Linked DNA regions of Homo sapiens: region 1 is linked to region 2. Evidence: chromatin contacts called from ENCODE Hi-C or POLR2A ChIA-PET data. All regions are on one chromosome and are shown on one strand. Each heading gives the region's core, a stretch centred on a gene start or an enhancer-like site at or near the end of the contact. The rest is flanking DNA. Distances are from core to core; before and after follow the strand shown.

Region 1 (5,825 bases), core at 3,105-5,604, 41 kb before region 2:
TGAAGTTACTTTATTCAAACAATGTAATTCAGATTAGGCCAAAGCCAGAGCACTATGAATTTTTTTTTATTTCACTGGCTCCAACCTACTGAGATCAATTTAATTCATGTCGCATTTACGGGGTGCCTTGAACTCATTCACTATGTTAAATAGGAGGGCAAGAAAGGGACAGAGCTGGGCTTCAGGGAAATGCCTGTAGTGAGCTAGATACAGAGGGTCCCAGAAGGAGAAGAAGCTGTGTGCCTCCCAGAGGAGTAGCCTGGCCCAGAGCCCAGGTCACTGAGTTATTAGGAATGGCCTGTGGGGGTGGCAAGGGCCTGCTGTCTCTTGACTCTTGCTGAGGTAGGTAAAACATTTAGGCTGGCTGCTTAATGGAAAGAGCTTGGCTTTGGAGTCAGTCGCCCTTTGCTACTTTCCAGCTGAGTAACATTGGGCAAGCTACTTGCACTCTCCAAATCCCAGTTTCCTCATCTGTAAAATGAAGATAATGGGCCAGGCATGGTGGCTCACGCCTGTAAACCCAGCACTTTGGGAGGCTGAGGTGGGCGGATCACTTGAGGTCAGGAGTTCAAGACCAGCCTGGCCAACATGGTGAAACTCCATCTCTACTAAAAATTCAAAAATTAGCTAGGAGTGGTGGCGTGCTCCTGTAATCCCAGCTACTCAGGAGGCTGAGGCAGGAGAATCACTTGAACCCAGGAGGTGGAGGTTGTGGTGAGCCGAGATCATGCCATTGCACTCCAGCCTGGTCAACAGAGCAAGACTCCGTTTCAAAAGAAAAAAAAAAAGAAGATAATGATACTTCGCTCAGTTGTGGTGAAGAATTCACGGGAAAATGCATAAAAGCCCCAGGCTCATTGCCTGGCATATGCTATTAGCGGATGTCTGTAACCATCCTAGGGGGCCCTCTGTAGACAGACTGAACTGGGAGAGGATCACAAAGTGGGGGATTCAGAAAGTCAGCAACCAAGAATATTGGGAACAAGGACGTAAACGCACCTCCACTTTTATTCTTTCCTTTTTTCTACTTGGTTGAGGTGAAATTTACATGACACAAACTGTAATCCATTTTAAACTCCAATTCAGTGGCATTTAGTACATTCACAGTGTGTGCAACCACTACTTGTATCTTGTTACAAAACATTTTCATCATCCCCAAAGGAAACTGTCCACCCATTAAACAATCCCTCCCCATTTCCCTGACTCCTCAGCTCCTGGCAACCATCAATCTGCATGTGACTCTGTGGATTTACCTGATGTAAATGTTTCATGTAAATGAAATTGGTTTGGGGGGGTTCTTCCATTTTGTAGCATTTATCAGAATTTCATTCATTTTTATGGCTGAGTAATATTCTATTGTAGGTACTTACCACTTTTGCTTATCTATTCATCCCTTGATGGATATTTGGATTTTTTCCACCTTTTGGCGATTGTGAATAACGTTGCTATGAACATTTGTGTACAGGTATTTGCTTAAGTATGTGCTTTTGATTCTTTTGGGTATATACCCAGGCATGGAATTGTTGGGTCCTATGGTAATTTTATATTTAACTTTTTGAGAAACCACCTAATTGATTTTAAAAGCAGCTGTACCATTGTACATTCTCACCAGCAATGCGAAGGATTCCAATTTCTCCGTGCTCACCAACACTTACTTTTTGTTTATTTTTGATTATAGCCATCCTTGCGGGTATGAAGTGGTATCTCATTGCATGTTTTTTCCCCTTTTTTCACTGTGGTTTTGATTTGCATTTCGCCCCACCCCACCTTTATTTTTTAAATTCAGAAGAGTTGTTTGGTCTTCATGGCTTCTTTGAATCCTTAGACTATCCCTGATGGTTTATGTACAAAAGAGGTTTCTGTGGAAAAAAAAGACCCTCTTGTACAACTCCGGTAGGATTTTAAATTAGTACAAAGTCTGTGGAAAGTCATTTGGAACACTCCCCATTGAAATTACAAACACACACACCCTTTGATCCAGCAGTTCCAAGTCTATGAATCTGGCTTATGGATATACTCCCATGTGAACAAAATGATGTATCTATAAGGTTATTCACTGCAACATTGTTTATAATAGCAACAGATGGGAAACAAAATAAATGCCCCTCAACCGGGAACTGGTTAAACAAATTTTGGCACAGCCATACAATGGGATCCAGTACAGCTGTAAAAATGATGGAGACACCTCTTTGTGTGCTGGTATGGAGGGAATCCCAAGACATATTGTTAAGCAGAAAAAGAAATCAAGATGTAGAACAGTGTATAAATAGTCTGCCCTTCATATGAAAATGAGAGAAAAAGAATATGTGTGTGTATGTATGTATGCATATATAAATGCTTGTATTTCCCTGAATATTCATGAAATACCTTTGTAGAAAGGAAATTGGTGGTGAGAGACAAGAGTGGGAAGAAAACTTTTTACTGTATATCCTCTTGTGCCTTTGGAATTTCAAACTCTGTAAATATATTTCCTGTTCGAAAAATTAAATTGAAATGAAGACAACTCATAAACACCTAGAAATCTCATTAATTTGGGCTCTGATAGATCTGATCTTATGGTGATTTCAGTAGGACATGGACTCTAAGGTAAGCTTTGCTACACAAAGTGATGCCAGGGACAGGGTTGCAAAAGAAATAATTCAAGATCTCATCCCTCCCCCTTCCACTGCAGTCCCGGCTGCAGCCTTAGCTCACTGACTTGTTCACAATTTGAACTTAAGTCAGGCTTCCCGAGGCCATCCTGAATGACTTCCCGCAGTTCCCCCTTGCCCTTGTTCTGAGAGTCCTGCCCTTGGGCTTGCCCCAACACATGGTGCTCAAACAGAAACCAATGGGACTGGAGTATGCAGAGGAGCAGGTACAGCCCTAGACACTGGAAAGAAATTATGTCCAAAGTAAGTCTTTGAACTTGAGGTTGGGCACTTTGTGGCACCATGTTATCCAAGAGCTCTGAGTAGATCAGACGGCAGAGGAAGAGAAGTCTTAGCTCTGTCACTTTCTTGGTCAGTGTCTTTGGGCAAATCACCACATGCCTCTGAATCTCTGTTTTCTCATCTCTAAATGGGGCCAATACATGCAGGATTGTTGCATGTAGATGATGAGATGTTAAGAGGGCTTTTCTTTCCTTTTTTTTTTTTAACCCCCAGAGATGGGGTCTTGCTCTGTTGCCCAGGCTGGAGTGCAGTGAGTGGTATGATCATAGATCACTACAGACTCTAACCCTTGGGGCTCAACCAATTTTCCTGCCTTAGCCTCCCGAGTAGCTGGGACTATAGGTATGTGCCACCATGCCTGGCTAATTTTTAAATTTTTTTGTAGAGATAAAGTCTCACTATGTTGCCCAGGCTGAAGAGGGCTTTCTTAATATAAGCCTTATAAAATGCTGTAAGAACATGAAGGTTAACTTGAAAGTCACTATGAAAAGTCCACATTGGTTAAACATCTCCAATGTGCTTACTATGTTTGTGAGCTGGAGAGATGACAAAGAAGAATAACAGATTCTCCACCCTTCAAGAGTTTTGAGGGCTCATAGGCTAGTGAGAGAGGTGGTTGTGAAGACAATTAATTGCAGCAGAGTGCTAAGTATAGAATATAATGGAACACCAGGTGTAGGGGTGTGGGGAGGAGGAAGGCACAACTGTGCCTGGGGACTCAGCAAAGGCTTCTGAGACCAGAAGATGTTAGGGTTGAATCGTGAAAGGGAAGTAGGAGGTTGCCAGGCATGTAGGGCGCATTCCGGGTGGAGGAAACAGTCTGTGAAAAGGCAAGACGGGAAAAAGGAGAGAATGTTTATGGGCAACTCCAAGCAACTGGTTGCTGCAGAGTTTGGGGTATGTGGGTGGGAGCTGAGGTTGAAAAGGGATGACCAGGTCACATCTTGGAGACCTCTTTTATGGAGGTCACAGCTAAATGATGCAGTAAGAAATAAAACAAAAATACGTAAATATGGCAAGCAATCCTTTTACAGATCCTTCTCTCAGACATAAGATACTAAAAGACACTGAGCTTCCATATTTTTGACTCCCGACTCCCTGTGAGATGCACTGGGCATGAGCTTTGAGCATGCCCTTGTGAGGAACTCCAGCCAGCAGTCCTGGACTTTGAGCCATCCAGGCCAGACTGCAGATGATTCCAGCTCCTAGTCATGGAGTCACTCCAGTCAAATATCAAAATACTTTGGATATTTCCTGCTGAGGTCCTGGATGAGCCATCCTCACTGCGCCCATTAAATGATTCCTAGAATCTGTGAGTACAGGAAGTTGTTATATCCCAGGATGAAGTCACTGATCTAGAACAGGGAAAAGCCTTCACGTTGAGGACAGCTGCCCTGGGGAAGAGGATCATCTGCCCAGGGCACGTCCCAAGGTCATACGATTCATGCTGCTGCCACTGGCCTTTCCAAAACCCAGACACCATCATGCCACTCCTCTGATTTAAAAGCTGCCGTGGGTCCTCTCTGGCTGCAGAATGTAGCCTAACTGCTCAGTCCGTTGCTCAGGTTATTCACAGCCCAGCCCTCACCTTCGCCTGAGCTTCCTCTCCTGTGACTCTCCTCAGCAGCTCCAGGTCCTTGCCTCTTTGCTGCTTGGGGAAAGCATACTCCTCATTCAGGGTCAGCCAATTCCCGCCTGTCCTCACAGGCAGAGGAACAGCCTCCTCTTCTAGGCTCGCTCAGCACTCGACACTTTCTTCTTAGAGCTCTTTTCAGACGTTCACTTTTTGTGTTTGTATTTTGGCAAGACTGTGATTTCCTGGAGGGTAGGGACCATGTCTGACTCATGTCTGTAGTCTCAGGGCCCAGCTCTGTGTCCAGTTCAGTAAATGTTTTAGATGATTGAATGGATGCCTGGGAGGAAGGGAGGTGTGCTCCCCAGCAAACAACTGAGTGAATGTTTTCCAGGGGTGAGTCAGGAGTGATCTGTAAGTGCTATCCTCTACTGCTTTGTCTTCTGCTGTTTTTCTTTCATTCTTTCCCTCCTGCATTGCTTCTCTTATACTCATTTTTAAAATACATCTTTCTAAAATTTTTAAAAAAATTTTTTAATAATTAAAAAAATAAAGATGGGATCTTGCTAATTTGCCCAGGCTGATCTTAAAATACTGGGCTTAAGGAATCCTCCTGCCTCGGCTTCCCAAAGTTCTGGGATTACAGGCATGAGCTACTGCACCCAGCCGATTTTTTTGTGCACAAATTTTTAGAAATACCTGCCATGCAGGGGTTTGTATATTTGGGGCATAGATACCCAGGTAATACCCCCATCCCAGAACAGTTACTTCAGTTGTTCTGTGGATGATAAATCAGAGACCTACAATGTAGATTTCTCTTTTATATGTCTTTATTGCCTATATTAGGATTCATTAGTTACAATGAAAAGGAGAGGTAGAAACAACATAATTCAGTGTTCTGACACAAGGCTGTTTCCTCTGGTCCACAGGCTAATTTTTTTTTTTCTACTTAGAATTAGAAACTGATGATACTTCCACTTTTTCCCTTAGGAAAATGTTTAAGGATTTAGTGATCTTACTTTGAGGGTAATTCTCCAATGATGCTGCCTAAATGTTTCTCCTTTAATTTCATCCCAAGGCCAAGCTTTAATGCTTGAAATGATTAGTTCACACTGCAACTAATTTAGAATTTGAGTTAACACAAACACAGTTTGCATGTATATTCTCATAAGAAAGGTTTGAAATAACCCTTTATCTGCAAGGTTTCAGTATTACCAACATGCAGCATTTCATCCAAATTTGTCACCATTTTACAAACAAAGGGCTCAAGAAATCAAGGCCTTTTGAATCATCAGGGCCTACTAAATTTTTTAAAAGAC
Region 2 (5,671 bases), core at 364-2,863:
TACAAAATAATTGCTTAAATTAAATATATAGTAGTACAAGTGGCCTTCAGTTAAAAAAATCACAATGGTGGTATGTGAATGATGAAAGTGTGGTTATAAAATCTATTGGCTCCAGAATCAGAGCAGAGAGTTTGCTATCTAGCACATTGTGGAAACTTAGCAAATAGTATATAAAATGCCAAATAACACCATCTAGGCTGCATGTCAAATTGTTAAAACTGCTAACATTTTTGCTGTTTTTGTTGTGTTCCTAACTAAGCTAGTTTTTCCCTCTGCTAAATATTGAGCAGAATTGTTTGAGGACTTTGAGTGTCTAGCATGTTTGCACGGTTGATGAGATTTTGTTACTTATCATGTCCATGTCCATATATTATTGCCCATGAATTACACACCCAACATGTATCAGATATCACTAAAGCCCATTAATGAAACATAAAAAGCTAGAGAATTTAAAGGGAATTGGGGCAGCAGGGGGCTGGAAATCTTCTAGTCTGGAAGATTTCCAGACTAAATATAGAAGCACTTTAAGAACCTTGAGACAACTAGTGGTTTCAAACTTTTTCAGTCACAGAACATTCTGTTCAAATAGTAATAGATCTTACTAAGAAGCCCCTGAGTGCCATGGAGAAAATGATGAAGAACTGCTTGGTTGGAGAGGTGGGGCAGGGGGGTGCTGAGAACAGGAGAGTCCCGCAGGTGATACACAAATGAAGTGTCCCTTCCTCTTTCTGCCAGTGCCCACATCCCACCCAGTTCCAGCCCACCCCTGAGGCTCTTGGGGTGTGGCACACTGTTTGAAAACCTAACCTGAAACAGTTTTCCTTCTTATTCCCTCTGCAACTGTCATTTTGTGTCTGCGGTGTGGTCAATGGGCTTTTATTTTATGGTATGACACAGTGACCGCATACTATCTCTCAGAGCACGACAGATGTGTCTTGCCCAAGGGCGCATATATATATATATATGTATGTGTGTGTATTGAGGGGAAAAACAAACAAATGACCTAGACTATAAGCTCTGTCAGGGCCTGGAGTTTCTGGCTTGTTCATCATTGTGTAGCCCTGGCACTTAGAAAGTCTCCTGGTTCACACTGAATGAACAAACAAAAGAATGAGTAGAAAAGATAAGTTAGTCATCGATAAATTTTGAAAAATGGAATTAATGGGTCAAAAGGTGTGCACATTTTCAAATCTTTTAGTGAATGAGTTTCTTATGAAGACCAGCTGGGGCAGTGGGAGAGGCCATAGTAATCTAAATGTGGTGAGCCCTGCAGGGGATAGTGCCTGGGGTGAGGCAGTAGCGAATGACACAGAAAAGAAAATGCAAATTTGAGATGCTCAGAGAAGAAAGTAAGAATACTAGTGATGGGTGGGTTTGGGAACCTGCGAGACTTGAGCCAAAAGCACTTTTGGTTTGGATCACAAAGATGCTGTGTGAAGGATTGGAAATACCATGGTAATCCTTCACAAAGCCAGTCAGAAGCTTAGCTCAGGGCAGAAGCCAAGTGTTGGCTTAAAAGACATAACTCAGCAGCCTGTGAGGCAGCTCTGGGTGCACCATGCCATGGAGGAGCAAGCAGGAATGGCTGCATGCCCAACAGCTGCCCTGCTGAGTCTGCCGAATCTGAGCCTCAGTCACTGGGCTGGGACGAGTGTGCTCCTGTCATACATGTACAAAGTGTCCCCACCTCTCCTGAGGCTCCTCCCTTCTCCACCTCTCTGAGCCATCCCGCAAGGCATTGGGTGTTTTCCACCTATTCCCTAAGCTTTTCCAGAAAGCCTAGCCCTTGGAGAGCCTCTCTAGTCCCTGAGCACTCCTAGTCCTCATGGCCTGTGGTGTTTATTTGACACCTATCCCTGCCTGGGCGGCTCACTGGATATGCACAGGGCATCTCCCTAACTGGATGACAGGACAGGGAGGGCAGGGTCTGCTGCAATTTCATACTTTCCACACCTCTCATAAGATGCTCCCTCAGGCCATCTGGCTGACTGAATGATACTGATAAACCGAGTGGCTTCTGGGAATGCTCCATTTCCAGTTCCCTCCTGAACCATATGCTTTTTTGGGATTATCCAGCCCATTAACGCCCACAGACTGGCTCATGAGTAGGTTTTCTGAGACCGAAGAGGGGCTTGATTTCTTAGAGCCTCACAGTGGAAAAGTACCAGGAGGTGCAGCGTTTTCTCCTTGTAGAACATTCCCACCCATAGGTGTCACCTGCTATATATGCTAAAGCAACTTGCTCCACAGAGAAATATGTTTAAAAGCTCTGCTGGCATAATTCCAGGTGGATTCAGCTAAGCTACTCTGAAGGAACATGCACACACACGCAGACACACACCCCCCCCACACACAGTGAGATTATTCATAGTAAAGGACTTAGTGACCCAGCTTTAAGGGCAGCTGTACGCACCCATCTTGGATAAACAAAGAAACCTGTAAATGAAATGATGAGGTGTGATCCGTGACATTATCCTCACCTAACAACTATACTTCGAAATTGTACTTCTATGCACCATCCCTCCAGACCCTATTCTGAAAGATGTGGCCAAGAGTCAGAGAGGAGGGAGGGGAGCATCTTGATGGGTAGAATCTCAAGGCGATGGGCCACTTAGCTGGAGACTTGCAGGGGACTTGCCTCCTCCAGGCACCTGGCCCAGCTCCAAGAGCCCATCGCCAGGGCTGGGGGTGTGAAAATCCAGCTCACTTTCTGTCCCTCTTTCCTTTGCGTGTTCTGGTTCCTGCTTCTGGCCTCGAATAATGGGAGAGAAAAGCAGAAAAATACTGTGTTTAGGAGCTCAGCTTTTGGAGATGGCAGTGAGGAGGGTGGGAGACAGGTTTAACTTCCTGTTACACCAGACAGTGGGACCTTGAATAATTTGTTCAACATCTCCGAGCTTTGATTTCCTCATCTGAAAATGAGTTGATATTTACCTCACAAGATTCTTGTGAAAAATAAATGGAATAATAATTGTAAAGCTTTCAGCATAGTGTCGGGCGCATAGGAAGAGTTCAATAGGTACACGTATACAGCGACTACTTATTAAGCACCTGCTATGTGCCAGGGATTGTTCTAGGCATTTGGATCACATCAGTGAATGGTGGCTAGTGTTATGCGACCCAGCCAGCTTGGATCCTGGTGGGGTGGGCTGCGTGTGAGGTTGGAGAGAAGCGTGGCTGAGCTTGTGATAGGGTAACCTCCATATACTACTTCTACTGAACCCCAGAGTGAGCAGTGGGAAGGGGAGAATGAGGGGGCCACATGATCACCCACACCATCAGAGAGACCTGGGTCCATTCCCCATTGGTAGCTGGAACGCAAAACTCCCACAGTTGAGTCTAGCACATGGGTCCGTGTCCTCTTACGGGGTAGGGGGTACCCAGTGATGTGGTCAAGAGCCTCCCTCACCCCTGCCCCGAGCTCAGGTTAGCCCCAGCTGCCTCTCCCTGGAACCTGCTGTTGGCCTTCTCGTCTTTTTCTGGGTTTCAGCAGCACTGACAGAAGAATGGGTTTAGTTAGGCATGAAACTATACTCAGACTTCCCTTGAAAGCAGTTTCCAGATCTCTTCCTCAATTCATTCCTTCCCTCCATTTACCTTGTCTGGTTTACCATGGTGCTGGCCTCTGCTCCCAGGGGTCAAGATTTGAGCACCTAAGACACTCAGCAATGGAGGTGACTCTGTGGAAGTTAGGGTGGCACATTCATTTCCACGAACTGTTTCTTGGGACAACAACAATAAAAAGGCATGGAGGAAGTAATTACAGCTGGAGCCACAGATCTTGCACATGGCAGCAGGAGTTGTTTTGCCTGTTGGAGATTAAGAGGTATAGTTTCCATGTCAATTACGGGTGGGAAACCCGCCAAGCTCAGTGCTGTTCTCTCATCCTTTCTGTATTTTAGGACATCTGTGCAGCCTTACCATTCCTATGGACAGAAGCAGGAATGTCACCTCCAAACACAGGAGAGCTTGTGTTAGCTGAGCTCTGGGAAAAAGGCATATTTGGGGTTTCCCGGCAGCCCCTATGCCAGGGCTTGGTTTTCAAGGTTGCCTGCAGTCTGGCCTCCTGCAGGCCCTGCAGCAATGGATATTTAGAGCAATCCACATGCACAGTACTGATGGCTGGTGCCCAGGGGAGTCTGCCGGTCTCTTATGGGTAGGAAGAGAGTTTGCTTCTTGAACCAGTTAATAAGGAAGCATGGGCCAAGGGCCCCAAACAAGGGGATTTTCTTAAGCACATCTCAGCATTAGGCACAGCTCTGGGGCACTTTAGGTACAGGCCTGAGGCAACGACAGTAGGGAAAAAACTCCATTCTTAGCCAGGTTACCCCAGTGTGCTACCAATGGGTATTTCAGAGTTCCTCAGCAGGGACTGCGTCTCCAGGCCCTGGGACACCTTGCAAACCTGTTGTTTCTATTGAAAGGGCCCAGGCCCACCCCACTGCTGGCCTGTGGTTCTCTTCTGCTCTTTCACTCTAGCTTGTTCTCTTAGGACACCATCTCTAGGAAGAGGGGTGGCCAACCAAGACAGATGGGTCGCCAGGGCACCCGCTCCCACTCTGGTTAATAATGATCTCCCTTCCCCTCTGCTTCCCAGTACCAGAGATGTCTCCAAGAGCACCAGCAACCCCAGCTATCTGGATCTGAAGTGGATATGCTCAGAGACATCCTGGCCCACCCCAAAGAAGATGCTGCTGCACTCAGAAGACGCCAGAGCTAGCCACCACCCACACTGCAAGTCTGGAAGCTCTGCAAGGACCCAGCAAGGCAGCCTGCTCAGCGAAGGCTTTGTCTCCTGTGGCAGGAAGAGCAACATTAAGAACAAGAACCCCGGGCTGGACTACCCCTGAGATTTAATGACCAGAGCTGAGACCCCCAAGACCACAATGACTATGGAGGGCTGTCATTACCCTGCCTGACCCTCTAATGCCTCTCAGTTCAAGGAGGCCACTGAGTGAAACTGAAGGCTGGTTTTCCTTGGAAGCCAGCGGCCCATCCACCTGCTCCACTTCCCTGCCTCTTGCAGCCTCCGCTCAAACACTGTCGTGGCTTGGCAGCACTACAAGGCAGAGTGAAAACAGATACTTCTACCCACATTCCTATCTCCTCTCATTTACGCAGATTAAATGCTTTCTTTCCTTGTTTTACACTGCTAGGATTTTCATCACCCTGTTTTTTCTTTCTCTACATCAGCTACAAGAAAAAAAAAAGGAGTTACTGAGCAACTAAGAAGTCACAACTGTTTTCAGTTTTATTAATGAGTTGTTATACTTATTTTATAGATAGAGAATTACCATTATAACATTGCTCCATTGCCCACTCATCCATTCACGCATCTGTCCATCCGTCCATCCACCCATTTGTCCACTCCCCAAATGGTCATCAATTGTCTACTGTGAGCCAAGCAAAGTGCTCCTTACTTTGGACTCTGAATCCAGTGCTCTTTCTACTTCACCATAGACACATGCCCCTTGAGTATAAGGGAGCTTGATTCATTCAACAAATATCTGTTGTCCATCTCCAATGTACTGGCATATTCTAAATGCATCCAACAAAAACCAAAATGAAAAAAAAGAAAAACCCATTCCTTCAAGGGGATTGCATTCGGACTGGGGGAGACAGATAAAATAAAAATAATGAAGTCAAATATATATGTTAGTGACATGTGCCA

Evidence for each region. Hi-C counts contacts between places; a loop is a spot of excess contacts on that map. ChIA-PET counts read pairs that join two places held with the same protein, here RNA polymerase II (POLR2A). Pooled maps may share reads with other maps.
Region 1: a map of DLD1 shows a loop between it and region 2 (5-fold over the local background). The contact joins two enhancer-like sites. A Hi-C loop is called at or near these places in 4 of 168 maps with a recorded cell type or tissue (DLD1, PC-3, endothelial cell of umbilical vein and 1 more), 1 of 37 single-sample maps with no recorded cell type and 1 of 50 pooled maps. POLR2A ChIA-PET finds 5 or more read pairs at or near these places in 3 of 52 experiments (Caco-2, MCF 10A and activated CD4-positive, alpha-beta T cell).

The regions. Positions count from the first base shown.
Region 1 is chr7:26,445,162-26,450,986 of GRCh38, forward strand. The region is part of intron 1 of LINC02981 (long intergenic non-protein coding RNA 2981); the gene reads left to right. Among named protein-coding and RNA genes, the nearest start is that of SNX10-AS1, 49 kb to the left of the region's middle. Within about 2 kb of position 4,355, at least 4 of the 41 ENCODE cell types and tissues checked have a DNase peak (open chromatin) inside an H3K27ac peak, as active enhancers do; they include PC-3, where a contact is called at or near this core.
Region 2 is chr7:26,489,198-26,494,868 of GRCh38, forward strand. LINC02981 (long intergenic non-protein coding RNA 2981) reads left to right here. Exons shown (of 5, transcript NR_148502.1): 2 at 4,598-5,066. Among named protein-coding and RNA genes, the nearest start is that of KIAA0087, 47 kb to the right of the region's middle. Within about 2 kb of position 1,614, at least 2 of the 41 ENCODE cell types and tissues checked have a DNase peak (open chromatin) inside an H3K27ac peak, as active enhancers do; they include PC-3, where a contact is called at or near this core.